7 separate regions of the Homo sapiens genome follow, and regions 2, 3, 4, 5, 6 and 7 are each linked to region 1. The links are chromatin loops, found by intact Hi-C in ENCODE. Cell type or tissue: dorsolateral prefrontal cortex. All regions are shown on one strand. Region 1 has its middle 19 kb from the start of IQSEC1. Region 2 has its middle 140 kb from the start of NUP210. Region 3 holds the start of LINC00620 (long intergenic non-protein coding RNA 620). Region 4 overlaps HDAC11 (histone deacetylase 11). Region 5 has its middle 140 kb from the start of NUP210. Region 6 overlaps NUP210 (nucleoporin 210). Region 7 has its middle 27 kb from the start of HDAC11-AS1.

Evidence for each region. A loop is a pair of places that touch in the nucleus more often than their neighbours do. Peaks named below come from ENCODE experiments on the same cell type or tissue, not always from the same donor. Only the 100,000 strongest peaks of a DNase experiment are listed, where the experiment ranks them.
Region 2: it touches region 1 in a loop (3-fold over the local background); 45 of 110 quality-filtered maps call a loop at or near these places.
Region 3: it touches region 1 in a loop (11-fold over the local background); 87 of 110 quality-filtered maps call a loop at or near these places.
Region 4: it touches region 1 in a loop (2.5-fold over the local background); 12 of 110 quality-filtered maps call a loop at or near these places.
Region 5: a loop joins it to region 1, with 3 times the contacts of the local background. A loop is called at or near these places in 44 of 110 quality-filtered maps.
Region 6: a loop joins it to region 1, with 6 times the contacts of the local background. A loop is called at or near these places in 9 of 110 quality-filtered maps.
Region 7: it touches region 1 in a loop (9-fold over the local background); 103 of 110 quality-filtered maps call a loop at or near these places.

Annotation. Positions count from the first base shown.
Region 1 is chr3:13,090,610-13,094,609 of GRCh38, forward strand. It overlaps a transcript of IQSEC1 not described here. Among named protein-coding and RNA genes, the nearest start is that of IQSEC1, 19 kb to the left of the region's middle. In dorsolateral prefrontal cortex, CTCF peaks have their summits at 1,718 (motif pointing right) and 1,927; DNase peaks (open chromatin) are centred at 1,752 and 2,213; H3K4me3 peaks cover 443 bases; H3K27ac peaks cover 712 bases.
Region 2 is chr3:13,281,678-13,285,677 of GRCh38, forward strand. It overlaps a transcript of IQSEC1 not described here. Among named protein-coding and RNA genes, the nearest start is that of NUP210, 140 kb to the right of the region's middle. In dorsolateral prefrontal cortex, a CTCF peak has its summit at 1,659 (motif pointing left); no DNase peak of the experiment used is centred here; H3K4me3 peaks cover 2,032 bases; H3K27ac peaks cover 1,482 bases.
Region 3 is chr3:13,648,921-13,652,920 of GRCh38, forward strand. LINC00620 (long intergenic non-protein coding RNA 620) reads left to right here and starts at 1,801. Exons shown (of 6, transcript NR_027103.1): 1 at 1,801-1,913. The region is part of intron 1 of LOC100293612 (a long non-coding RNA gene); the gene reads right to left. In dorsolateral prefrontal cortex, CTCF peaks have their summits at 1,726 (motif pointing left) and 1,941; a DNase peak (open chromatin) is centred at 1,731; H3K4me3 peaks cover 746 bases.
Region 4 is chr3:13,494,389-13,498,388 of GRCh38, forward strand. It overlaps HDAC11 (histone deacetylase 11), which reads left to right. Exons shown (of 10, transcript NM_024827.4): 4 at 2,348-2,464. Among named protein-coding and RNA genes, the nearest start is that of HDAC11, 16 kb to the left of the region's middle. In dorsolateral prefrontal cortex, CTCF peaks have their summits at 209, 417, 2,074 (motif pointing right) and 2,274; DNase peaks (open chromatin) are centred at 343 and 2,093; H3K4me3 peaks cover 848 bases; H3K27ac peaks cover 3,361 bases.
Region 5 is chr3:13,274,596-13,278,595 of GRCh38, forward strand. It overlaps a transcript of IQSEC1 not described here. Among named protein-coding and RNA genes, the nearest start is that of NUP210, 140 kb to the right of the region's middle. RefSeq lists enhancers at 2,012-2,512, 2,908-3,409 and a silencer at 2,539-2,823. In dorsolateral prefrontal cortex, no CTCF peak of the experiment used is centred here; a DNase peak (open chromatin) is centred at 2,331; H3K4me3 peaks cover 1,847 bases; H3K27ac peaks cover 2,254 bases.
Region 6 is chr3:13,314,985-13,318,984 of GRCh38, forward strand. NUP210 (nucleoporin 210) reads right to left here. Exons shown (of 40, transcript NM_024923.4): 40 at 1,251-2,797. The coding sequence ends at 2,697. Among named protein-coding and RNA genes, the nearest start is that of NUP210, 100 kb to the right of the region's middle. In dorsolateral prefrontal cortex, a CTCF peak has its summit at 1,862; DNase peaks (open chromatin) are centred at 1,785 and 2,834; H3K27ac peaks cover 4,000 bases.
Region 7 is chr3:13,451,304-13,455,303 of GRCh38, forward strand. No RefSeq gene overlaps it. Among named protein-coding and RNA genes, the nearest start is that of HDAC11-AS1, 27 kb to the right of the region's middle. RefSeq lists an enhancer at 308-889. In dorsolateral prefrontal cortex, CTCF peaks have their summits at 588, 1,644 (motif pointing left) and 1,844; DNase peaks (open chromatin) are centred at 277, 598 and 1,528; H3K4me3 peaks cover 1,678 bases; H3K27ac peaks cover 2,237 bases.

The sequences.
Region 1 (4,000 bases):
TGGTAGAGGTAGGCCCCACGCTGGGCTGAGAGACTCTACAGCCCACCACATCCCGAGAGCCCCTTCTCCCTCCCCACAGCCTGGTGTTGATTTAAAGGGACTTTGCTGGGCTTCTGCCATGTGCCAGGTGCTCTGCTGGGCCTGAGGAGGCACACTAAGGGGACCTGGCACCCTGTGACTCGTATGAGCTCCGTAGAGATTTTAGACTTCGATCCTTGAGCTCAGAAGGACCTCAGCCGGGGACACTCAGGCACAGACAGGCTGAGAATGGAACCCGGGTATCCACAGTTCCCTTGACCAAAAGCCCTGTGCGGAATTTGAACCCCAGCCGCGGGGACAGCACTGGAAGACTGCACGGAGCTGCCTGACCAGCCAGGAGGAAGATTAATTTGGATTTGGCTGGCCTGGCCTCCTCCTCACCGCCCACACTCCTCTGCCCTGATGACCCATTCTGTGCTCGGTTTCTACGGCCTTCTCCCAGAGAGGTTTGTAAAGACTTCTCGTCACTCCGGTCTTGACTCAGTGGACACTCTCTCAGGGAGGGCTCCTGCCCACCTCTGTCCTGCACTCCCTACGCCATCGCTCACTCAGGTGCATGCCTTGACCCCGTCACCACTCTCCGAGGGCAGCAGCATCGGTCTCTCTGCCAGGCTGCTGGTTGCTGTCCTCCTTCCTCATTGGCATACAGACTCCAGGAGGCCAGGGGAGTCTGTTTTATTCACTGAAGCAGGCTCAAGCCATAGACCGTGCCTGGCACATAGCAGATGCTCAAAAAATATTTGCCGAATGAATGAGGGAGTTTGTTTACAGGACAGATGCTGGAATGAGACCCAGGACAGTGTTGCTGGGCCTTTGACTTGGGCTTGGGCCTACTGAAACCCATGCATCTTTTCTCCCATCTCTTCCCCTGGCCTCCTGGCCTCCCTGCCCTCCCTGAGCACAGCCCTCCTTTGTGACTACTGCAGGAGCAGGGGCTGGGGTGTGAAAGGACCCAGAAGCCCAGGTGGGACGGGCCCACAATGCTCCCAGGAAGCCCGACTTGGCTGTGCCTCAGCCTTGCCCCCGCTGACCTGTCTGTTCACCCCAGCTGTTCCTATGACCAGGCCCTTGTCAGCCCTCCCTCTGTATTCAGGGAAACTGAGAGGTGCCTGAAGCTCCAACATAAAAAACAAAGACACAGGCAGGCAGAGGACACGTGTGGCACATTTGGGGAGTCTTCAGGGGTTTTCCTAGGAAAGCCACATCCTCTGTGGAAGCCTAGACTGTTCAGGCTTCCTCCCAGGTCTCCTCTTTGGTCTGGGAGGGCAGCTTGGGTGGGGTCGGGGTGGGCAGGACCTGGAGGCGCTGGAGCAGGGCAGTCATGGGGGAGGTGGTCAGTGTCCCCAGGCCCCCCAGGCAGTTCTAAGGGCCTGTGCATGGTCGAGGCCAGGAGGAAGCTAAGCACAGCTCTTTCTGGGGTCAAGCTACCCTGCACTGCGCGGGGTCAATTGCCCTGCACTGTGCAGGGTCAGAACTGACTGCATCAAAAGGGGCTAGTGAGATGCCTGTGCCTAGGGCTAAGCAAGCCAGCAGGGACATACCAGGCAGGAGAAGAAGACCTTGTGAGCTTCTGCCAGCTCTGAGGACACCGTATCACGGGGGTGTTTCCATAAAGTGCTCAGGGAAGTAAGTTCTGGGGTTAGTACAGCTCAAAGGCGCTAGGTGTAATGCTCAGAAGTTCCAGCAGAGGGCAGCGCGCGGCTGCTGCAAAGTCCTGCAAAGAGATACCTGCAAAACACGCCCCGGCTGACCACGGACGTCCCAGAACGCTGTTGACCTGGCTCCTTCCCAGGCCTGCCCAGGCCTCATTCCCTGGCCACATGTCCTCTCCCCATCTGGGTTAGGCTAAAATAATCCCAGGAACTGAGATGCTGCCAAGAAGACACAACACAGAGACAGGACCCTAAGGACCAGGAGCAGCGCGTGCCTGGGTGCTGGGGGCCTCTCTGAGACGGCGACATTTAAGCCAAGAGCTAAATAATGGGAGAAGTCAATTTTAGCCCCTAACCCGAATTATTTCTGTTCCCTCACCAGAACAATCTCAATGGTGTCTCCTCTATCAACCCCTCTGATGGTGGCCTCTTCGCGTAAAACAGTCCACCAACATTCAGGCCCTGCGCTCTCTGGCCCCACCCACCTTGCAGGGTTCCTGTCCCAGTGCCAGCCCCTCCTCACTCTGCTCCAGGCACGCTGGCCAACTTTCCATCTCCAAGGCCGAACTTCTTCGAGTCCCGGGGCCTTTGCCCTTGCTGTTCCCTCTGCCGCGAGCACTCTTCCCCCTCCCGTAGCCGGCTCCTCCCATTATTTAGCTCTTGGCTCAGAGAGGCCCCCAGCACCCAGGCACAAGCTGCTCCTAGTCCTCAGGGTCCTATCTCTGTGTTGTGTCTTCTTGGCAACATCTCAGTACTTGGGATTATTTTAGCCTAACCCAGGTAACAAGTGACTAAATCACATCTCGGTGGCTCCACACAGGTCCTGCCCCTGCCCAGGGCACAGTCTGTGGTTTCACCAACTCCAGCTGGGGAGGCGAGAGGATACAGAGAGGCATTAAGAGCAAATAAACAAACTCACTTATAAAGGAGACATCGTCCCTCAGCCAGAGCCTCAGCCCCATACCTGACAAGACTAATCGGGCTCAAGGACGGAAGGAGACCTGGGGCCTCCATCCCAGCCCTGCCTGCTGCAGGGATGCATGCTCCTCCAGCATCCCAGGCGGTGCCATCTGAGCCCCAGCACCTTCAGTGATGCAGAGTTTATGTCCTCACCGGGCCCCAGGGGAGACCATTAGGAAGCTTCCTCCACAGGAGGAGCTGGGCTCCACCTCCTGCCATGCGCAGACGAGGGGCTTCATCCAAGTAACTGGTCCCTGTGGCTCAGGGCAGGAACTGGGGAGGCAGGGCTGCCTCCTCCCCAAGCTCAGGGGATGCCACGAGGGAGGAGGTTATTCAGTGTGATTCCTACGTGTGTCCCCTTCATCCAGCACATGGGGTGTGTGGCAAACCCTGGACAAGGGGACACAAGACGCATGCAGCTACAGCCTGGCGGCAGGATCAGGCCCGAGCACTGATGACGACTGAGGCATACACAGTTGGATCCACTGTCTGGCATCCAGCCCCTCTTATCCCTGAACCTCCTCCCCACTGTTGGTCCACGTGACTCCGCTAGGTCTCCCCCTGTCCGTTCTCAGCACCCTCTAGGTCCAGGGATGTGCACGTGATCCAGCCTGGCCAATCAGAGCATAAATCCCTCTGTTCTTCATAGTGATTGGCTTAGAGATGGGCTTGTAACCTGAGTCAGGCCAATGAGAGTCAGCCCTGGCGCTTTTGCAGATCTGAAAAAGAGACCTCTTCCGGCTGGGGCCACTGAACTAACTGGCTGTGAGCCTGGGGTTCCTGGTGCCTATCGTGTTATACTGTAAGAGCAAACCTTCCCAAGAATGAAGAAACAGGGCTGAGGGATGAAGAGAGAGAGAGAACCGTGACATCCGATCAGGGTCCTCACTGATACACCGATGGTAGCAGGTGGCACCTCGTATCACAGTGGAGAAGCCGGTGCTGTGGGAGTTCTAGGATGGAAGGCACTTGTGGCAGGGAGATCATGGAAGAGGCAGGGACTGCATCAGGCCTTGAAGGATGAGAAAGTTAACACAGGAAGATGAGTGATCAGGCATTCCAGATGGAAGGCGAAGGCAAGGCTTGCAGGGGCTGACCTTGAAAAGAAGGATTTCACTTCCACCCCTCTCCCGGAGCCACCTGGAAGTCCCATCCCTGCTCTAGACTCCCTCCCCCAATCATATACAAAACACAAACCACAGAGGCTGGCGAGATGCAGAGTGATGTCTGAGCCCCTTTAATTTTGTTCCTTTTTGTCAGGAAGATCTGTGTCCACTCAACCTCTCTCTCCTCCTGACACCCCCCACCTGGTGCCAGACCCTGCACTAAGTACTGTTCGTGGATCAGCC
Region 2 (4,000 bases), 190 kb after region 1:
CACCTTCTGGGGCCACAGCTAACTCCTCCCCCATTTCCACCCTGGAAGGGCCGCCCAGCAGGAAGACTGTCCTGAAGCCCTGACCACGGCCACTCCCCCAACCACACAGTGATTTCTAGTCTTCCCCAGGCCAAGCCATAGTGGGCCCCGGGTGATCCCGAAGACAGAGAGGCAGAGGGGCAGGCAGAGGGCACAGAGCAGCAGAAACCCCGCCCCAGAGACACCGAAGCCTCCCAGCCCCCTTGTCCTGCCCCAGATGGGCGCCCGAAGGTCCACACGGTGAGGCTGCTCCGGGTTTCGACACCGACACTCATGGGAGGCAAACGGGAACCCGGCTGGCGGGCTGCGAGCCGGTAGGGACGCTGGGGTCCAGGGCTGCTGGACAGCCCCGCCCTGTACCTCTCCCCATCCCTCACTTAATCCTGGGTCCGAAATAGCCCCGGGTAATCCCAGGGCGAGGCAGTCGGGAATTAACCCCAGCCTTGAAGTAAGAGACAGAGGCGTCCACAGAAGAGGGCTCTGCGCGTCCCGGACTGGACACAGCGCAGAGTCCATTCCAGGGACACCGCAACCCGCAAGCGACCCAGGCCCGCTCCAGGGCGGGATCCGCGCGGCCCGCGACCCCTCCCTACCGGTCTCGGGATCTCTGGGTCGGAAGTTCTCGCCCTGCTGCTCCGAGACCTAGGTCCGCTCCCCGGACAGACCTCCGCCCGGCTCGTCCGAGCCCCGGGGGTCGCCAACCCTGAGTCCGCGCCGCAGCGCAGAGCCAGGCCGGCGGGAGCGCTGAGCAGCTCCCTGGAGCCCTTTTCCAGGGAACCCAGTCCCCACCCGAGATCGAGCTCCGGATCTGGGCGGCGACCCCGCCAGAGAATCCCAGGGAGCCCCTGGGGGTCTGGCGGCGGGTGTGGGCGCTCCCGGGCCGGCCACGCGCCCTCCCGCACCCGCCCACCTCCCCGCCAAGCCCCGAGGGAAGCCGCGGACCCCAAGAAGTTCCCACGTCCCCGACACGCCCGCCGCCCCGGGCCCCGCTTACTTGTCGCGGCGGCCGCCGAGCTCCGGGATGGCGCCGAGCGGCTGCGGGCCGGGGCCGGGGCCCGGGTCGGGGCGGCGGGCGCACGCGGCCAGGTGTCGCCGGTGTCGCTCCAGCAGGCCGGCGTTCTCCCGGCTCAGCCGCGCCACTTGGCGCTCCAGCTCCTCGATGCGCCGTCGCCGGCGCGCCAGCAGCTCCTGCTGCGCGGCGACGATCCGGGTCAGCTCCTGCAGGTACTCGGCCGCCTGGCCGGGGGGCTCGGCGGCGCTGGCCATGGCCCCCCGCCCGGAGGCCGGCCGCGCCTCAGGCGAGCGGGCGGCGGGGCGGCGGCGGCGCGGCCATGGCTGCGCGGCGGGGACGGCGGCTCGGCGCGGCGCGGGGCTGCCGCGGCCCCGCCTCGGCTCCCGCCTCCGCCGGCGCCGCCCCCGGGGCCCCCGCGCCTCCTGCTCCCCGCGCCGCCGCGCTCCGCCGCCCGCTGCCCCGCGGACGCGCCGGGGCGGCAGGGCGCGGAGCTGCGGCCGCAGCGGGCAGGCGAGGAGTTTTGCAAAGTGCCGGCCGCGGCGCGGGAAGAGGGCGGGGAGGGCGCCGCCTGCTGGGACCGCCCCTGGGTCCCGCGCCCCCGCACCAGGCGTCGGGGGACAGCTCCATCCTTCTCCGGCCGCCTCGGGCGCCTTAAATCGGAAGCGATTCCGTGAAATACATCTCGAATCCATCAGCGGACGATTTTAGGAAAAGTGTAAATAAAAAATCAACACACTCACGAGAACATTGGCATTTCTTATTGATCTGAGTCTACCAAAACACTGGGTATGGGCAGGGTGCGGAGGCTCACGCCTCTAATCCCAGCACTTTGGGAGGCCGAGGCAGGAGGATCGCTTGAGCCCAGGAGTTTGAAACCAGCCTGGGCAAAAGAGCGAGACCCTGGCTCTACAAAAATACCAATAAAATAATAAAATAAAACACTGGGAATGTTTTGTACTTGTAGAAGCAAGACGTTTCCCCGGCCGTCCCTTCCCAGTTGCAACCAGAAGGTGGCCCTGAAGCCTCCATGGTTCTATTTGCTGAGCTGCCAAGGCTCAGGGGCCCAACCCACCACTCACACTTGCGGTGGGGAACTGATAATCTGTGGAGGGAAGCCCCGCCTCTGCTCGGCGTTGAGATCTGCAGCAATTTGTTTTACCCCTTGGAGCCTACCTTTCCTCAGCCAAAATATTTTCCATTTGTTGATTATTTTCTTAATCTTTGTAATTTTCATACCCCAAGTTTCTTTGGGGCTAAACTCACTTTTCTATCTCCTTGACTTGAGCTGGCTTATTTCTACAGTTCCATTTTCTAGCAAATGCATTTAAGGCTATAAATTTACCTCTGGGTAAAGCTTTAGCTACATCTCATATATTTTTAAAGCTGTTATTTACATGCGGGTGGCATTGCCTTTGTTACACCAGCTTCACTGACACTTGGTGTTCCATATTTATGTTTGTTGCTATCCCTCCATCCCCAGGAGAGGAGGAGACTGCATAGAGAGACCTCAGACCCTCCAGGGTCCTCAGGCCTCCTTCGGTGTCCCACCTTGGCTGTCCCACGGGCAGGGCCCAGAATGGTAGTGGGGCCATGTAGTGGAAGCCTCAAGTTCCCCAAGGACTGTTATACGAGGATGAGATCATACACACACCACCCTAAATGAAAGCTCAACACAACTTTAAAATTGTCCCTCATTTCTAAGACACGTCCTGTTCTCAAGATTAATGTTATCTTTATAAATCTTATCATCACCTTTTGAAGAACACCATCAGATACCATCCTATTTGTACATGTACAAATCATTGATCATTTTGGTTTATAAATTGAAAATATACCAACATCTTTGCCACTCTAATCTAATATCTCCTCATTTGATAATACCTGAGGAGCTTCCCAAAAAGGGATCCGTGTAGCCCAGGCTTCTCATGACCTTATGGGAGGCCTGACCCTGCAGTTGCGCACGGGTCTCTGCCAGTGTTTGGGGCTGGAGGGAAGGTAACTCTAAACCCTGGTGCCTGTCAGTGAGGATCATGGCTGATGGACAGAGCTGCAGGGGTTGGGGAAGGAGCAGCCAGGCTCCCTTTCTATGCTCAATGCCCATGTGGAGCCCCCAGACACCCCTTCCAGCTGTTCCCGATTGAAGATGACCCCACATCTCCATCTCTGCACTACCTCCTTGCTCCCTGAGGCAGGTCACCTTGCCACTCAGCAGACAGAACACCCAATCTGTACCAGGCCCGGATGACACCAGACACCATAAGGGGAGGAGGCCTCAGCCCTGCCTTTCAGGAGCTTCCAGGCTTGGCCAGGGCAGAAGATGACAACAGGCCGACAAGGTGCTGTTCGAGCCTCCAGGCAGGAGCACTGCACCCGAGGCCTAGGCAGGGCCCTGTCCTCCTGGAATTGCCATTCCCCAGGCTCTGAGGCAAGCAGAGAGATCCTCAGGGCATAGGTGGTGAACAACAACAGTGGCCTTCCTGGCCCACTCCCTGCTCCTTCCGGCCAGGATCCCTGGACTCCTCTTTAGGCAGTAGGAGTGGGAGCAGGGAGCCCCTCGGGCCTGTCCTCTCCCTCTGCCTCACTCATCTGCCTTGCTTTCCATTCCTGGGACTCGGGGGTGTTCCAGCGACAGCCAGCTCCCCGGAGCTGGAGGTTATAGGGGAGTCTGCCACCAGCAATGGGGCCAAGTCCACCCTCCTTCCTGGCTCCCAAACGAGGGAGGAACAATGCCTGTCCCCACCAGAGAAGGGAGGCCTCTTCCTCAAAGAGCCTCAGCCAGCCACTCCTTTAGTAAATGTGGCCGAGCATCGACTGTGGCCAGGCTCTGGGCCCATGCTCTTTAAGAGTTCTCACATGGAGACAGAGAATGAGCAAGGGGGATGAGCAGGCACAGGCCAGGGCCATCCCACAGGGCCCCACATAAAAGCCCTGTGGCCTGGTCCTCCAGCC
Region 3 (4,000 bases), 560 kb after region 1:
CCAGCATCTACCGGCAGCCCCTGCCGTGTCCAGGCTCTGTGCTGGCAGGCTCTGCGTTGCTCAGATCCTGTTCCCACCTACAACCTGGAGGGAGGGCTCCCAGCCCCATCTATAGAGGTGGAAACTGAGGTTCAGAGAGAGTGTATGACTTGCCTAGGGCCACACAGGGATTCAACTCTGTAAGGGAAACCTCATTGCTCAGGAGAATGAGAAGAAAAGCCACAGACTGGGAGAAAATATTTGCAAAGGACATAGCTGATAAATGACTATTATCCAAAATCTACAAATAACTCTTAACACTCAATAATAGGAAAACAACCCAATTAAAAAGTGGGCAGAAGATCTAAACAGACACCTCATTCAAGAAGATACACAGATGGCAAATAAGCACCTGAAAGATGCTCCACATAGGTATATCATTAGGGAGCTGCAAGTTAAACCAACCATGAGATACTGCCACGCACCTACTGGAGTGGCTCATATCCAAAGCACTAACACACCAAATGCTGGCGAGGATGTGGAGCACCAGGAACTCACATTCATTGCTGGTGGGAATGCAAAATGGCACAACCACTTTGGAAAACAGTTTGGCTGTTTTTTTTTTTTTTTTTTTTTTTTTTTTTTTTTTTCAGACAGGGTCTTTCTCTGTCACCCAGGCTGGAGTGCAGTGAAGCAATCACGATTCACTGCAGCCTCAACCTACCAGGCTCATGTGATTCTCCCACCTCAGCCTCTTGAGTAGCTGGGACTACAGGCATGCACCACCACGCCCAACTGATTTTTGTATTTTTTGTAGAGGCGGGGTTTTGCCATGTGGCCCAGCCAATCTGAAGCCAATCTGAAAAGGCTACACACTGTATGATTCCAACAATACAACATTCTGGAAAAGGCAAAACTATGGGAACAGTAAAAAGATCTGTGGTTGCCAGGGGTTAGGGGGAAGGGAGCACAGGGGATTACGGGTGGAGTTTAGAGAATTTTTTGGGCGGTGACACTATTCTGTGTGATACAATAATGGTGGATAAGGGTCGTTGTACATTTGTCCAAACACATGGAATGTACAGCTTCAAGAATGAGCCCTCACGTAAACCATGGGCTGTGGGTGACACTGATGTGGCAGTGCAGGTCCCTCATGCACCCCTCTGCTGGGGATGTTGATAGAGGGGAGGTTGTGCACGTGTAGGGGCAGGGAGTGTGTGGGAACTCTCTGTACTTTCTGCTCAGTTTTCCTGGGAACCTAAAACTGTTCTAAAAAATTAAGTCTACTTAAAAAACAAAACATAACAGCCCACTGCGTGGCCCTCCCCATACTCCCAAAGCTCACATTCTAGTGGGGAGTCAGACACAGAAACAGACACAACCATGTTGGCAGTCACTGCAATGATGAGGCAGACACAGGGGGCTGTGGAAACTCAAGAGGGGCCATTATAGTGGCATCAGGGAAGGCTTCCTGGAGGAGGTGTTGCCTCCAGTGGGTTTTGACGTGCAGCAGGAATCACCCAGCCGGAGATCAGGGCAGGCACTGCAGGCAGCATGCTCAAAGGCACGAAGGAGTGAGGTGGTGGGGGAGCAGCGGAAGTTCCTAGCGCAGCGTGGGGGTGCTCTGTGCACAGATAAGTTGCGGGCCGCGGGAAACAGGACCCTGGGGGGCCCCCTAGAGCCTCGCGGAGCGGCTTGCAGAGGAGCCTCGGGGCCACGGCGTGTGTGCAGCGACACCTGGCGGTGGCATGCGGAACTGCGGACGGCTGCGCAGGAGCGGACAGCGGAGAGGCGGTACTGACCGGTGCGAGGCGGTGCTGACCGGTGCGGGCCGGTGCGGGCCAGTGCAGGCCAGGCCCGGCCGGGGCGAGGCAGGTGGCCAGGTCCGAGGACCGCGTCGCACAGCAGCTTTCAGGACCTGGAGAGAAATCGAGGTGGGGGTGCGTGAACGTGGATGGGCAGAAATAACATCTTTTGTACTCTAATTGGAACATAGCATGTCCTTTAATTATGAACGCAATGAGCTATAGTAGCACTACTGATTTCAGAGATGGCGCAATCTCGCTTTCCTTCCTTAGTACTTTGAAATTGCAGTGGGTATTAGACCCGCTGCTAGACCGTGTCATTCACTGGGTTAAGAAGGAAGCCCAGGTAGCGCCACGTCACAGACCCCTTTTAGTATTCTGATAACTATAATTTAAATCTAATCGGCATTTAAGAGCCTACAGGCTTGCCCAGACTGCCAAAGGCGTCTCTGGCACACACACACGCACACACACTAACATGCACACAAGCAGACACACATGCACGCAGACACGCACATGAACACATGCACACGCACACTTGCATGTACACACGTGTGTACACATACACACATGCATGGTTGAGAACCTCTCTGGAGAGGAAAGGCAACACCAGTGTGTCCGCTATGTAGTGGTTTATCAGACAGTTTATTGTGGACATGGACATGAATAAGAAAGGGGCACTGCTAATTAGGCCAAGGCAGTGGATATGAGGTGGGACTGTCCCTAGCACACTGGGACCAGGGCTACCCTGAGGCCTGCAGGACACCGGGAGCTGTGTGTGAGTTTGCATCTCTGTAGGCGCGTGGCTGTGAGTGTGGGGGAACCTGGTGAAACGCATCTGAGGAGGGGAGGGGGTGTCTGCCACTGTTCTGGGTGTGTGTGTATGTGTGTGTGTGTGTGTGTGTATAGGGCATTCTGATCTCTAGTACCTGGGTTCTAGCAGATGCCTGACCTACAGCCCTGTGTTCAGCCTGGTCATTCCAGCTCTCAGAGAGACCTTGCCCAGCCATTTCCTGGGGTAGCAAATGGTCTGGAACCAGTCTGTCTTGCCTCCCCTGAGGGAGACAGGCGGGCTACTTGTGTAGCCTTCTTACCTCACTAAACTCTTCCTTCCTTCCATGATGATCCCCGTTTTACAGACACAGAAACTGAGGCCCAGAAGAGCTGAATATTTGGCCCAGGCCACACAGGGAGTCCAGCCACGGGTGATGAGGGGCTGAGGATCGGGGAGGGACAGGAAACCTGGCCTTTCTGAGCCTTGCTGTCCTTATCTGCTGCGTCAGGAGGTGAGAGGAAGATGTTTGGGGCTGAGCTAGCAGAGAGGACACTGAGCTTTTGGCCTCTCCCCTGTGTAAACCCCACCATGACTCCCCATTGCCACGGCATCAAGTCCCAGTTCCATGGCCTGACATTCCGGTCCCTGCCCCCTTCAGATTCATTGCCCATCACTCCCCGTCCACTCCCTGCACTCCAGCCACCCTGGCCACCAGCCCTTCCTAGCACCCTCCAAGACCCTTCTCATCTCCACGCCTCTGCCCATTCTGTACCTGGCAAACTCCTACGCATCCTGCAATGCTCAGCTCTGAGCACCCCACACAGAGTTGGCATCTGCCTGCTGTGTGCCCCCACCGCCCTCACACATCCCTGCAGGTAGTCCTTCTCAGGACTGATGCAGCAAAATAAGATCCGAGTCCCCAGCACCTAGCACCGTGCATAAAGCAGGCACTAACAAATGCGTGTCGAATGAATAAGCAAATGTGTGCGTGCACACTCCACCCGCCCCCCTCCTCATGAACTGCTTGAGAGAAGGGCTGGGTCCTTTCCAGCTACTCAGGTGGCAATCGGAGTTTGTCCAATGTCCAGGCTGGAGCCAGAGTTGAAGGGAGGAGCAGGCTGGGGGTGGTGGTGGCTGCATTTGGTGTTAGGAGGCCCAGGCTGGGCCTGTGAGCTGGACACCCCACCCCAACACCTGAGGTATCTGCTCCAGGTCCCTCTCTGCATGCTCCTGGATGGGGCTTGGCTGTGGCTTCCACTCAGGCCCCTGGATATCCCCACTGCAGCTTGGCCCTCTGTGACTCACTCTTTCTTGGCCCTAAAGGTCAGTGCAGGGCCAGGCCTCGTCCTCTTCTCTGTCCATTTATCAGGTCGGAAGCTCAAGGCTGACCTGGCTGGGGCCAAGGTTTATGTGCTTGTTCACCCCACCCAGCACCTCTGAC
Region 4 (4,000 bases), 400 kb after region 1:
ACCTCAGGCAGGGACCTTCCTTTCTCTGGGTCTGTCCCGCAACATACACACACGCACACACGCACACGGACATACCTGTGCACACATGTATACACAAGACACATACACACACATACATACACTCATGGGTGTGTCCTGCAGCTGTCTGGCTGTGCTGGTCCCAGCTCTTACACTCCCACCCCTTCCCAGGCCCTGTGATGCCTCCATGTTACCGCCAGAGGGCCTGGGCTTGTGGAAGTGGTGCCCCGTGGGCACCTCTCCTTCCCGACCATGAGTGGGACCCTGCTCACTGCCTTCTCTACCAGAGTGAGGGAGTGATGCCAGCTTCCCCCGCCTTCAGCCGCCCTTGCCGGCCTGGGCTGGTGGCCATGGGCATTCCCCAGCAGTGTGGGCAGGCTGGGTGCCTGGCACCCCCAGGACTATGACAGAAGCCTCCCCTGGTGGCCAGGGCCTAAGCCATGAGGCCCCTGCTGGGGCCTGACTTAGGGTGTGTCCTGCCTTTTGTCCGGCCCTGAGTGGCCTGGCTACAGCACCTCTTGGCCCTCTGAGGTTCGTCACCCCTCTGCCATCACACCCATCCCTGGCCACCCTCTCCCTGCCTGCTGCCTGCTGTCTGTCATTGAACATGCTCGTGTTTCTCCCATCCTAAAACTCCTCCTCCTGGTTGGTGAACGCAATGGCCACACTTCCCACTTTCCTCTCATGGAATGTCTGCAGCTTGGTGCCTCCCTCCACCTGCTCCTTCCAGCCACCCTCTCTCCACCTGGCCTCCTGAGCACTGCACCTTAGGTCTTTCCACATCTCACCCTGTCCCAGGGAAGCCCTTGATCGTCCCCAGGGGTTCTCTCTCTGGGCCTTGCCCTTCAGCATGGGAAGCCTGCAGTCCCAACCCAGCCCTTCACCTCCCACTCTCCCACCCCTGTTCTGAGCTCCAGTCTCACTTAAACCTCAGCTGTCTCACCTGGCTGCCCCAGGGGCTGACTTGGCCCATAGAGAGCAGAACCTAGTGCCGCCTCTGTACCCTGCTTCAGGTTCACCTCCAAGTGCCATTACCCTCACAGGCCCCAGACCCGACACCTGGGCCCTCTACCCCTTGTCCCTGCATGCTGCCTGCTAATACCTGCTCCTCTTACCACCCCAGACCCTTCTTATCTCATGCTTCCTCTCTAGGGCTGCTACTTCTCTATTCCTGTTCCCCTAATTGGTTCTCCTTGCTGCAGCTAGTGCAGCTTGGGACAGCACCATCTATGGTTCCCTACTGCCCTGACGACAATGTGTGAGCCTGTGCTAGGAGACCAGGCCCTGTGTGATAAGCTCAGCCTGCCCTGTTCCAGCTGCACCCACCTTCTCTAGATCATGGACTCACTTCTCTGCCCACAGATACCTTTTTCCCTTGACCTCTGCATCTGGATAACTCCTATTCACTCTTCACCTCCTGCAAATGCCATCACCCCCAGAAAGCCTCTCTAATAACCCCCACCCAGTTCTCCTCTTCATCACCACACTCATCACACTGCAAATAAGTGTCTGCAAGTGTCCTGGCATGAGAATGGGCCCTCCAGTGCCCACCTGGGGCACCTAGCAGGCACTTAGTAAATATTTACAAAGTGAGTGGCTCTGCCTCGCGTGGGTGGGGAGCAGGGATGCGTTTTCAGCCAGGAGATGGCTTGGGGTTTGGGTTCAGCTGGGCAGCCAGTGCCATGGATATTTACCTGGTGCACTTGGAGGTCACAGGGCACACTCTGTCCTGATCTTAGTGCAGATACCTTTCAGGTACCGTAGACCCCCCCAGCCTCAGCAGCTGGAGATGAGGGCAGTGCATCCCTTTTGCCAGGAAGGTCCGATTCCCAATGGACAAAGAGGCAATGCAGTGCGAGGGAGCCAGAGGCCAGGGCTCCCGTCCCAGCTCTGTCAGTGACTCATTGTGTGGCCTTGGGAAGATCCTCGCTGCCTAGGCCTCAGTGTCCCCTTCTGTACAGTGGGTGGTCTAGACTAATTTGTTATCCCAAAGCAGTCCTAGACCTGCACTGCTGACTTGGAGCCCTCTGCACCTCCTGTTCTGGGCACAAGAGGGCAGCCAAGGGCCTCAGAACGCTGAGGAACCCTGGCCAACTAGCTTTAAGAAATGCATTGTGTAAACTGCTCTTTACTGAGCCCAGAGCTTGCCAGGAGCCTGGTAGGGTTGTGGCTCTGGCTCTCATTTCTACCAAAGGAAGTGTGCTTGACCAGGGAGTTCATCCAAGGGCACCTGGAAACTGTCCTCAAGGCATTTCCCGGGGAACCAATTTCTCACGGGTTGCCTCAGGGTGGGGAAGCGGAGGCCAACAGCCCCTGTCTTTTTCCGCAGTGGTCCTTTGCTGTTGCTACCATCACAGAAATCCCCCCCGTTATCTTCCTCCCCAACTTCCTTGTGCAGAGGAAGGTGCTGAGGCCCCTTCGGACCCAGACAGGAGGAACCATAATGGTAGGTGGGGTGGGGGGGCATGGCTGGGCTGGGGGCCCCCACACCCCAGGGTCCTTCTCACCTCCTTTGCCCTGGAATGCCCTCCTCCCACTTAGTAGTTGAACAGAATCCTAAATATTCCTCAAGGCTCGGCAACAATGACCCTTTCTCCAAAAGCCTTTTTTCCCCATCTTGGGACATCAGAATTCTCTTCTCATCGTTCCTTCTCCTATGACCTCCTATTTGTTACCGTAATTGCTAGTATATAATATACCTCTCCACCCACCAAAGCGGATATCCTAGCACTATGGCTTTAAGGCACACCCCCTCACCAGTTTTTTCTTTCTTTCTTTCTTTTTTTTTTTTGAGTAGAGTCTCGTTCTGTCGCCCAGGCTGGAGTGCAGTGGTGTGATCTTGGCTCACTGCAACCTCTGCCTCCTAGGTTCAAGCGATTCTCTTGCCTCAGGCTCCTGAGTAGCTGGGACTACAGGTGTTCGCCACCATGCCTGGCTAATTTTTGTATTTTTAGTAGAGACGGGGTTTTACCATGTTGGCCAGGCTGGTCTTGAACTCCTGACCTCAAATGATCCACTCACCTTGGCCTCCCAAAGTACTGGGATTACAGGCTTTGAGCCACCATGCCCAGCCCTAATGCACCCAAAATTAAGATGGAGAACTGATCCTCCATGACTTCAGTGATGAATAAGCCTCCACGTCTCCCCCACTGCGGGTGTGGCAACAAAGAATCCCCACAGCAAAATTAGGTTTCACATTGTGTGTGTGGTTTTTTTAAAAAAATGTGCCACACACTGCCTAGTTATTTGGAGATAGAGGAATGTTTCACATGCAAATGTATGAGGATCTAACCCAGCCCTGGATCACTACCTACTGATCCCCTACAGTTCTGTTATGTTTGTAAATTTGTACTTTTTCCTTTAGCTTAGTAGAATATTACTGCCCATCCCCAAAACTATGATTTCCTGGAAGATTTCAGTATTTAGTCTACTATATTTCTTTTTTTGCTTTTTTTTTTTTTTTTTTTGAGACAGAGTCTCACTCTGTCCTCCAGGCTGGAGTGCAGGGGTGTGACCTTGGCTCACTGCAACCTCTGCCTCCTGGGTTCAAGTGATTCTCCTGCCTCAGCCTCCCGAGTAGCTGGGATTACAGGCACACGCCACTCTGCCTGGCTAATTTTTGTATTTTTAGTAGAGACGGGGTTTCACCATGTTGGCGAGGCTGGTCTTGAACTCCTGACCTCAAGTGATCCGCCTGCCTCGGCCTCCCAAAGTGCTGGGATTACAGGCGTGAGCCACTGCGCCTGGCCCAGTCTACTGTATTTCTGTGAGCAAAACTTTGCCTATTTTCCCTTTGAAAGCCATATCAAAATTATTGTCAGCTCATATGTGATGGATGATAAGTACTTTTATTTTTTCCAGTTTCCTTGCACAATTTCAAAGGTGCTTATGCACTGTACATCTCATATGCCAGCCAAGCTGGCACTTACTTCCTGGACTGTTGCTTGGGGTAGGGAGTTCCTTCTATACCCCTGCCTTGTAG
Region 5 (4,000 bases), 180 kb after region 1:
GCGACCACATGTCCCAAGTGTGTCCTGCATGAATGAAGACGTGAACAGCAACTTTCTGGGAGCTCAGCAAGTGTTCATCTCAGCGGAGTGGGGAGGTCAGACCAACTCAGAGAGGAACACCCGGCACTGGCTGCTGGGTGTGCTGCATGGCTTAGAGGGCCCTCCCCAAGCACACTGGCACCCACTGCCCATAGCAGCCCTGCCAGCTGGGTGCAACCACTGTCAGCTGCTTTGCAGAGAAGGAACTTGGGCTGTCTCCAGGTGGGTGACAAAGCTACATTCATTCTGGCTCCTGAAGCCAAAAATCTGGGGAAGGGACCATGCCACATTTGGAAACGGCCCCCAATGTTTCCAAAACATCTACACAATGCAATGAACAGTTCTGAAGCAGCCCAGCGTGGTGGTGAACTGCACCAGCCCTGGAGGCAGACAGACCTGGGTGTGAATCCCGCCGCTGCCACTGGGTGACTGTGGGCAAACCACTTAACTTCTTTGAGCCTCAGGTTTCATATATGCGAAATGGGATGAGGACAGTTCACACTTGTCACAGGGTTAGAGCATCAACAGAGACATGGAGAAGAATGTGCCCAGCAGGCAGCACCTAGAACGGGCTCGGTTATTGCTGTGGCCTCACTACAATCAACACATTCTAAGTTCAGGTGCAGAACGACAGTCTCTAACCCGTTCCTTTGTGGATCTCGCCTCATCCAAGAGGGAAAGCTGAACACTTCAAAATCAGGATTCAAGCTAGGCCCAGCTTGGAGGGCAGGGGCCAGTCTTGTCCACCAGCTCCCTAAAACTGATACCTGGGTTCTAAGAAAGGCAAGTGCCCTAGGCTGGTCTGTGCCCATCTGGGCCTCACCTGGCCCAGTTGCACCGACCTGTTACAACCAATGACAGCACCGCCCAGCCCCTCACACACCCCGGGCACAGACACACCACACATGCTGCTTCCCCTGCCTTGACACCATCCTCCTCCTCTCTCCTGCTCTTCAAGTCCCAGCTCAAAGGTACGTCCTCCAGGAAGCCTCTGCTGACACCCGTGGGTGGTCACTCGCTTCGTGCTCTGGGGCTGCACACCACTTGGCCCCCTTCCTCCGTGGCCTGATCCCTCTGTAATCTTCCAGGTACAGGTCTCCATCTCCTATTTGCATGATGTTTCCAAGTGGAGGCAGTGGGGGAGCGGCCCTAACCAAGGACAAGCAGCCCAGGAAGGGGTGTGAGTAGAAGAGGTGGCAGTCGGGTGCAGGCAGTGCAGGGCCCGGCTCCTGGGCCACAGCAGGCGCTCTACCGATGTGAGCTCCCCATCCACAGAGTTCCAGAACTCCAAGGACGGAGGGGCATGGAACATAGTAAATATTCCAAAACCTTCATTGCAGAATCCAGGGGGACAGTGTTCTGCCCCATACAGCTCTTGCAACTTTTCTATATGTTTGAACATTTTTGTAATAAAACATTGAGGGAAAACAATCCTCAAAAGCATTCTTTTTTTTTTTTTTTTTTTTTTTTTTGAGACAGAGTCTTGCTCTGTCACTCAGGCTGGAGTGCAATGGCGTGATCTCGGCTCACTGCAAGCTCTGCCTCCCAGGTTCACACCATTCTCCTGCCTCAGCCTCCCAAGTAGCTGGGACTACAGGCGCCTGCCACTGCGCCAGGCTAATTTTTTGTATTTTTAGTAGAGACGGGGTTTCACCGTGTCAGCCAGGATGGTCTCAATCTCCTGACCTCGTGATCCGCCCGCCTCGGCCTCCCAAAGTGCTGGGATTATAGGTGTGAGCCACTGCACCTGGCCTCCTTCAAAGCATTCTTGATGCCCTGGCTATTCCTCCCCTGGAGCCACCACCTAATGCGGGGCCACAGGCAACTCCTGTATCTGCTCTCCCTGCACGGAAGTGGCCTTCTCCATTTTCATGGGGAGAGACAGCAACTCAGAGAGGCTGGGGCTGTTACTTGGAAAGTCCAAGCAGCAGGGAAGTGGCTGAGGCAGGGCTGGGATCCTGCCAGCCTGCTACGGGGACAGGGCTAACTGTCCAGGAGCCACAGATGGGGGCCTGCAGGGTCCCCAGAGCAAGGCCAAGGCTGATGGGCTGGAGAAAGGCATTGGCAACCTCAAGGCAGCAGCCGTTTCCCGATGAAAACAGAAGCACCCAACGTTTGCCATAACTGGCCCGGTGCATCCTGCTGGAATATCCACCCCTCGGAGGGCAGGATTCAAACTCCCAAGGCCTTGCTACCTCAGAGCTTCAAGTCATTTGGTTGCAGCCTGGCCCGGGTCTGCCCTGGGTGGGGGCAGCACACTGGAGGCCGCTGAACTCGGACTGCCTCCTGGCCCCACCGCAGCCTCTGCTCCATTTCAATTAGGTCAATTCCCTCTCCCCTATTCCAGTTCTTGCCAAATGCCTGGCTGGCCTGTGTTGTTTTTTCTGCTGCTCTGTGGCAATTATACGGCTGACACCCTGACAAGCTCAGAATGGTGCACTTCCCAAGTTAGGCAAAGCATTGCTCCTCCTTAAAAAAAAAAAAAAAAAAAAAAAAAAAAAAACAGAAAACAAGACACAAAAGACCGGATCAGCTGTCAAAACAATGTCATAGACAAAACAGCTGAGAAATAGCCACCCAGCTGGCAAAAAACGCTGATGTCCCCAAATGCCTGACTCCAGGCCCCTCCAACGTGACCGACCCCTCTCACTCCCCCCGGCACAGCAAAGCCTCCTGATCTCTGCCAGGTGCAGCGAGCCTGAATCCAGAAAGGGGAGGCAAAAACCAAACGTCGGAAACAAGTAGGTCCCGACTTTATTTCGCACACAGTGCCACTCGCTGTCTTCCTCAGCTCGAGCTGGATAAAGAAACATCTCATGGTTTATTTTCCAGGTTGTAAAATAATAATTTGCCCAGTCTGTCAGACAGCTGGGAGAGCTTCGGAGACACACTCCCTCGTCTTTCTGTGGACTCTACCATCTGCTGGAAAATGAGAATCACTCTCCCCACTCCCTTGGAGTTGAACACATTTTGTCCCATCAGACAAGTCTCCCAGAGCATGCTGCAGCTCGTTCCTGACTTGGGGACTTCCTCCCCAGCACTGGACACGGGCTTTATCTTGGCTGGGAGAACAAGAACATTATTGAACCAAAACATGACACAGTATCTCCCTCTGCCCTGCCACCCTTTCTGCCAAATCAGAGATCAGAAAAGAGCCCTCTCGGCCTCACTCAGTCTCTCTACAGCCCCCTCCTCTTTGCTAAGAGGGGACAGGAAATCCAACCTAAGTGCCCTCAGCCCCCCGCCCCTGGCCCAGCATTGGTGCTTCCCGGCCACTTTGAAGAACAACACACTTATCAGGGGCTCCCGGCAGGACCCTCCTGAGGGTGGCTTCCTCCTGCCCATTAGGACAATCCAGCCTCCGCTGCTGCCCCCTCATCAGTGGCCACCCCTGAGCTTGCCTCTGAACTGACGTGCCGCCGTACGGTTAATGTCACCATGAACCCGGCAAGAATACTGGTTTGGTAAATCAACAGAGTCTGAATGCCACTGAAAACCTCCCCCGGAGTGAGTCACCAACTCAGAGCTTCAGAAAAACGTCCTCTCCCAGTGATATGACAGCACTTAAGGGCTGGAGGGGACCAGAAAGCGAGGCAGGCCACTCCACTGGGCTTCCCCCCCCCACCCCCAGCCTCCTTAGGCGATGTTTCCTTTTGCCAAGGAACTTTGGAAGATCAAAGGCTGGAAGGAATCATCTCATTAAATCCTTGCCCCCTCTACACTGCCACCCCACGTGACACCGTGAGCCCTGCCTTGGTGACAAGATTGCACACGGCAGGGTGGAAACCTCCCATCTGGGCTTTCTCCAGCTTGAGAGGCCAGGAGTCACTGGGATCCTGGGAGATGGTCTGGCCATTCGACAGCATGAAGGGCAGGTGGTGGGTGGATAGGAGCTGGGGGGAGGCTGGGTGTGGTGGCTCACGCCTGTAATCCCAGCACTTTGGGAGGCCAAGGCAGGTGG
Region 6 (4,000 bases), 220 kb after region 1:
GCTTCCTGATTACTACATCAATGGCAGGGGCATGAGGAGGGTGAGGGATGCCCAGCACAGACCCATGGTCCTTCTCACCCATGCCAACCAAAGCAAGTCACATGACCACACCTAGCCTCAATGGGCAGAAGGAACTGCAAAGGCATGTGGGAGAGGGCGTGCACAGAGGGAGGCTGAGGGTCTGGGGACAGACCCTCAGGAAGCACCTGCTTCCTGCTGGGAGCCACTCTGGGCAGGTGGTGGGTAGGACACATGTCAGGAGGGCCCTTTTGCAGGTGAGGAAACTACTGTGGCCCAGAGAGATAAATTTCTCTCCAGCCCCAGAACAAAGTGGACCTAGACTCCTGGTCACCTGATTGCTAAGCTCTCACCAGCCTAGACCTGTGCTACCCACCCCTGACACCCCAGGTTCAGTGCTCCCTGCTACTGAGTGTTCGCAGACTTTGTGATGTAACATTTCCAGGATGCGGCCGGGCACCGTGGCTCACGCCTGTAATCCCAGCACTTTGGGAGGCCGAGGTGGGCGGATCACGAGCTCAGGAGATCGAGACCATCCTGGCTAACATGGTGAAACACTGTTTCTACTAAAAATACAAAAAATTATCCGGGCGTGGTGGCGGGCGCCTGTAGTCCCAGCTACTCAGGAGGCTGAGGCAGGAGAATGGTGTGAACCTGGGAGGCGGAGCTTGCAGTGAGCTGAGATCACGCCACTGCACTCCAGCCTGGGTGACAGAGCGAGACTCCATCTCAAAAACAAACGAAAAACAAAAACAAAACAAAACAAAACAAAAAAACATTTCCAGGATGCAGGAATGCACATGTAAGCATGCACAAAGACACACAGAGAAACAGAGAACGAGAGTTCACTTTTGGCCAGACTTAAGAATTCTAGAGAAAAAACAATCTATATGATGTACTATATTTTTAGTGCTAAATGGTGCTAAAAGCCTTTTCTGGCAACCATTAGAGACAGAGAGTTGCTTGGTTAGCTTGGGAGCAGAAAGCTGAACTGTGTGGCATCACCTGGTTTTGTCAATGTGCCTTCTTGGGCACACTCACTTGCTGGCAAGATCTGGCTGCGTCCAGATGCACTTGCATTTGCCAACCTGAATGTGCTTGAAAATGATGCTCACCCTTTGGGGAGAATAAAGCTCAGACCTCCAGCTCTGCCAGGCCCCAGAGTATCATAGATGGGTAAAGGGAAGAAATCATCACCATCAGACAGAAATCTCAGCAACGATCACACCCTCTTAAAAAATCACATAGAACTTTATTAAATAAACCAGTAGAAAGGCTCCTATTTACATCCAGGTTGTCAGTTTAAGCTCAAGTAATATGCAAGGCACAATTCTTCCTTTCTCCAGCTTTAGAAAAATCAACCACATGGCCCAGCCCTGAAGGACTGAAGGGAGCTTGTGCGGGATCCCGTCATCCTGGACTCTCCACACAGCGTCCACGCATGGATGGCCATGGGCATGAGTCTCTGGATCTCCCTGAGGGTAGCCCAGCCTCGGCCTGGAGCACAGGGGCCTGTGATCTGAGAATCTCAGATCCAGAATCAGGAGCTGGGAAGAGAGGACTTTTCCAAGGGTCTCCTCCCCCAGGCCCTGGGGAGTCCCTTCTGGATGGGCAGGCCCTGGGCTGGCGGCCGCCCTCCATCATTGGCCCAGGCCGGGCTCTAGGGCCTGCTGGGAAGCTGTCTGGGGCCCTGCGCCTGATGAGCTGCCATGAAAGTGGCCGCCTCTCACACTGGCAGGCGGTGGCTCAGATCTGCTGAGGTTCTGGAGTGGCACAGGAACAGGAGGAGCAAATGACACTGGGTCTTTGTGCTGAGGCAGGACACAGCGGCTTTCCGAAACACACACACAGAAAATATGACTCCTGCTGCCATCTCAAGGACATTTTCCTAAGGACAGTCCTGGTGTCCTGATGGAGTGAAAGGGATCACACGTGGGATGTCCCAGCAGGGCCTAAGCCAAGTCCATCAGATGTCTCAACGGCTTATGAAACAAAAACAGAGGACTGAAGTCTGTTCACAGTGGCCCATGGTTGGGCAGCAGCCCTGGGTGAGCTCCTGTGTTCTCCAGCCTCTCGCTCACCCAGGGCTTGGCTATCCTGGCCTCCAGGTGCTGGTTCCTGAGGCTTCCCTTGCGGCAGTGGCGCAGATACAGGGACACTCATGTCCCATTGCTCCTCAGAAGTCCTAGCAGCAGCCAGACTAGGGGCAAAGTAAGTTTTCACAGGGGGAAAAACCCCACCAAAAACCCCCTAAAGTAACTGGACAATCCTTTCCCTGAGACCACTACAGTAACATCACCCACAGACAACTTCTAAAGAGCACTTCTAACTGCTCAAAGTCTTGAGAAGGGAAAGATTTTAGCAAGGCTAGGAAAATAAAAATGCAACAGCACATTGTCCAGAAACCCTAGACAACCATGCAAAAAGGAATGAGCCAAAAAGTCTTAGCTTTGTAAGACTTGAAAGGAAAAAAACACACATTTAAAACTCCTACATAAAATGAGCTAATGGGCAGAGCCGAAACTACAGCTCTGTGTGAAGAGACGGCAGTGAAGCTGGCCTGGGGCCGGGGCACTCATCTGGAGGGGCTTGTTCCAGTGTGAATGCAGCAGGGATGTTCCATCTTGGGGGTGCACGAGGCTCGGCTGAGACCCATCCTCCGGGAACCTTCACGCGGCCTAGTGGGAGGCATAGGCTGGGCTCCACAGCCCTGAGGGAGGGCTGGCTTTGCGAGCAGGAGGCAATGCATTGGGAGATGTGGGTGATGAGGCAGCGAAATCTAGGGTGGGAAGAGAGACGATGTTAGCAGCAGAGCCAGGGAAAGCGGCGCACTCTTCAGTTACAGCCAGCATTCAGCAGGCGCCTGCCTCACCCAGGACACTCTCACAGTGATGCCCCGAGGCCTCCCCGGCCAGCAGAGGGAAGTCCACGGGCACCTGCTGAGCTGGCCTCATTCACACAGAGAGGCCTGGGATGCCACCCTAACACCCAGGAGCGCAGAGCCTTCCGGGGAGAACGTGTCTCAAGTTTCAGGACCACAGCAGCATCTGTCCAGGGGGCATGAGGCAGGGAGGCCCCGTGCATCTGAATGCAATGCAGCCTCGGGCAAGAGCGCCACAGGAACAAAGACCCCGAGGGGAGCAGCGATTCTGCAGTGCTCCGGAGACCTTGCAGAGATCCAGGTGTGGCTCCCAAAACCCAGGGAGGAGCACGCTGAGAGAGGCAGCTAGAAAGGGCAGGCACCTGCTGCCAGAGCAGCTGCAGAAGGCAGCAGAGCCGCGAGGAGGCCGAGCACCCGTGGCCTCCCCTGGGTGCCGCTTTGCAGGTAGAGAAGTCGTCAGGCAGAAGACAAGGGCGTGTGGGCTCTCCTTACCCAGGAAAGTGCTTCTACCCACACAACTGGGTCTTCTTTCAAAAAAATTCAGGGACCCCCCTGAAGCCGGTCCATGGGCCCCCATGTCAGCAGACACGAGCTCGAGGACTCTTTGTGTAGGGGAGAGAACCCTCAAATGGGAATCAGGAGACATTAAAGGGCCTTCACGTACAGCAGTACAGGCTGGGCACTGCATTGTTTGAGAGAGAAACTACATTCACACAGTGAGGTGCTCCCTGGAGCTGTGCAGGGTCACCAGGGCTTCGGGGTCACCAGAGAGACAGTTAGACCATTGAAATAAATGACTTTGCCCATTCTTCTGGGAAATTTCTCATCAGAACTACCCAGAATCCCCATCTGTGAGTCAGCTCGTCCAACCCCAGCTTAGAGCCTTCTGAGGCAGCCTCAGCAATTGGGCATCCAGTCCTAGCATGCACTCCTGCCTAGACAGAGCTCCTTGCTGCCCATACCTCCACCCAGCATGGCTCTACCTGGGGAAAGCTCTTGCTGAACCAGGACTGGCAGCCCCTCTGCCCCGACCCTCCTGGCTCCCACATCTGTCCTCTGGGCCTCAGGCTCCTTTGGCCCAGGCAAGGGCCTGTTGAGACT
Region 7 (4,000 bases), 360 kb after region 1:
TTCATAAAAGATCTACGAATGGCCATTAAGTACATGAAACTCACAGTCATTAGTCATCAAATAAATGCAAAGTAATACCACCATGAGACACCATTTCCTACCTATCAGCACCATCTCAAATGAAGTGTGGCATCAAATGCTGCCAAGGTTGTGGAACAACTGGAACTCCCATACACGGCAGGCGTGAGTTTGATCTCAAGTGAGTCCTGACCTCAAGTGATCCTCCCACCTCGGCTTCCCAAAGTGCTGGGATTACAGGCGTGAGCCACTGAGCCCAGCCCGCAGGCGTGAGTTTGAAACTGTACAACTGCTTTGGAGATTGGTTGGGCAGTTTCTTATAAAGTTAAACAAATTCTATGACTTAAGCAACTCTAGCTACTCACCCACGTAAAATGATACGTTACCAAAAAATACTGAGCACAAATAAATATTCACTGTAAGGCAGGAGGCAGCCGGGACCAGACTCCAGATCAGATCGAAGACTGGCGGAAACTGAGGAGAGGCGCTTAAAGCCCCTCTCCATAAGACACGCCCACCACCTCCATGACAGTTTACCATTGCCGTGGCAACACCCGGAAGTTACTGCCCCTTGCCGCGGCAACACCGGAAGTTCCCGCCCACTTTCTAGCTAATTCTGAATGACCCGCCTCTTAATTAGCATGTCTTTTAAAGTGGACCTAAATACGCCTACGAAACTGCCCCTACGCTGCTACCCTCTGCACAGTTCCTGTGGGGGTAGTCTTGCCGTGCCAGAGCAGTCGTCATTGGAGCTGTAATAGTGCCGCGCCGCCTCAGCAAAGCTGTTTTCTTCTACCTCCGGCTGGCTCTTCAGGTCTTCCTGGGGAAGCCAAGAACCTGCCCTGCATCAGTAGGGCAGGTTCACAATAGCCTAACTGGAAGTACCCAAATCTCCGTCAACAGGAGAATGCGGCCGGGCGCCGTGGCTCACGCCTGTAATCCCAGCACTTTGGGAGCCCGAGGCGGGCGGATCACTAGGTCAGGAGTTCAAGACCAGAGTGGCCAACATGTTGAAACCCCGTCTCTGCTAAAGATACAAAAATTAGTCGGGCGTGGTGGCATACGCCTGTAGTCCCAGCTACTTGGGAGGCTGAGGCAGGAGAATTGCTTGAACCCGGCTGGCGGAGGTTGCAGTGAACCGAGATTGCACCACTGCACTCCAGCCTGGGCAACAGAGCAAGATGCTGTCTCAAACAACAACAACAACAACAAAAAAACAAAAACAGGAGAATGCATAAGTTGTGGTATATTCATAAAATGAATACTAGTTAGTCAGCAATAAGAAGGATTATGGAGTTTCAGTAGTTACTAATAAACTTGAAGGCATGAACAAATCCCATAGGCATAATAGCTGTTTTGTTTTTCAGAGGCGGTCTTGCTCTGTCGCCCAGGCTGGAGTATGCAGTGGTGAGATTATAGCTCACTGCAGCCTCAGACTTCTGGGCTCAAGCGATGGTCCCAGGAGCCTCGGCCTCCCAAAGCACTGGGATTACAGGTTCACACCACCATCGCCGGCCACTGTTGAAGGAAAAATGCCAGACGCAAAGAGAATGTGGACTCTAAGATTCCATTATTTTAAGTTCAGTAACAGGCGAAACTAGCCGATCACATTAGAAATAAGAGCAGTGGTGGCCTCTAGTGGGGAGGGAAATTCATTAAAAAGAGACAATTTCTGCAGCGAAGGAAAGGTTCTATATCTTGATTTGGAGATTGAGCCCATACATACATACTTAAGACCAGCGTATTTTACCTTCACTAAAATATAATTCTTTTGGATTTGAAAATTTAATAATCAACTAAACACATTTGGACATGGACACGTCCATTCTGTCCCAATTTATTGAGCTCATCCTGTGTGTGGCTATCATTGAATCCTCCCAACACCTCCTTAAGTGGGTACTATTACTATTCCCATTGTTTAGATGAGAAAACACAAATGCAAAATACCTGAGCTACACTTGCCCAAGGTTTGCAGGATGGGAAGGTGAATAAGAGACTTATTCACCTTCAGGGGTTTGTGCTCCTGATCCCAGCGCTACCTGTTCTGGGCCCTGGGCTGACTGCTGGGAGCCTTCATAGACCCCACAGGCCAGAGGAGGAGACAGTGTGTGGGGTGGTGATGACCACAGGGCATGTCTAGTCCCTGGGGGATGGATGGGGCAAGGTCCTAACTCCACCTGGGAGGATGGGAGTGGGTATGGGAGAAACTCTGTTATGAGAGTGAGCTCAGGGCCACTGGGGGCAGGGGTAGGGGTCACCCTACAACATGATCTCATAACTGATCAGCTTAGCTTCAAAATGCATTTTAAAACCTTTTTTCTCCCTTTCTCCAGTCTTAGCCTTGAAACAGTCACACTTTGTTTCTCTCCCTTCCCACTAGACACTCCCTGCACTGCACTGGGCTAGTTTATCTAATTATGGGCTTGCTTAGAAATTCCAGAGAATAGGCCAGGCGCCTCACCTGCTTGAACTTTTCACAACTCCCCCTGGCCTTCTACCACAGTGCCCAGACTTGACTGCAGCTTGGATCCACCTGGGGAGCATACTGAAAGTAAAGATTCTGGCTGGGCACGGTGGCTAACGCCTGTAATCCCAGAACTTTGGGAGGCTGGGGTGGGTGGATCTCTAGGTCAGGAGTTCAAGACCAGCCTGGCCAACATGGTGAAACCCTGTCTCAAACCGCAAAAATTAGCTGGGTGCGGTGGCAGTCACCTGTAATCCCAGCTACTTGGGAGGCTGAGGCAGGAGAATCTCTTGAATCTTGGTGGCAGAGGTTGCAGTGAGCCGAGATCGCGCCACTGCACTCCAGCCTGGGCGACAGAGTGAGACTCTGTCTCAAAAAAAAAAAAAAAAGGCCGGGCGCGGTGGCTCACACCTGTAATCCCAGCACTTTGGGAAGCTGAGGCGGGCAGATCACGAGGTCAGGAGATCGAGACCATCCTGGCTAACACGGTGAAACCCCGTCTCTACTAAAAATACAAAAAATTAGCTGGGCATGATGGTGGGCGCCTGTAGTCCCAGCTAGTCGGGAGGTTGAGGCAGGAGAATGGCGTGAACCTGGGAGGCGGAGCTTGCAGTGAGCTGAGATCGTGCCACTGCACTCCAGCCTGGGTGACAGAGAGAGACTCCATCTCAAAAAAAAAAAAAAAGAAAAAAGTAAAGATTCCCAGATCCCCGTGTGGAGAGTCTCAAAAATGGAAAGCAGAGGCTTCTGAGGGGAATGTGTCAGCCTTTTCTCCTTCCTCACTTTCATTCATCTTCTGGAAAGGGGCACACATGAACTGCATGGACTTTAGTCACCTTGGTTAATTTCTACCTGCCTCCTAAGGAGGAAGGGGAGGTTGGGGGGTGATGGGGGTTGGAGGGTCTACAGGCCCACAGGAGGATTGGACTAAAGGTGTCCCATGAAGAGCAGTATTTAAGATTAGATTCAGGCTGGGTGTGGTGGCCCACACCTGTAATCCCAGCATTTTGGGAGGCCAAGGAGGGCGGATCACGAGGTCAGGAGATCGAGACCATCCCGGCTAACATAGTGAAACCCCGTTTCTACTAAAAATTCAAAAAAAATTAGCTGGGCATGGTGGCGGGTGCCTGTAGTCCCAGCTACTCAGGAGGCTGAGGCAGCAGAATGGCTTGAATCTGGGAGGTGGAGCTTGCAGTGAGCCAAGATTGCGCCACTGCACTCCAGCCTGGGTGATAGAGCAAGACTCCGTCTCAAAAAAAAAAAAAAAAAAAAAAAAAAGATTAGATTCTGAGAGAGTCATTCCACCTGTGTCCCACACACCAGGTAAGGGGTTGCTCTGATGTCTTCCTGGAGTTAGGTGAGAGCTTTGCCTGCTTTGTCTCAGTTCAGGAGAGTCTGTCCATGGGATGTGGAAAAAAAAACCTTGAGCAGGAGCTGGACACTGATGTATCATTTAGCAACTGTTGCATAACAAGGCACCAAACTTTGTTGCTTTAAGAAAACAGTGACTTAGTATTG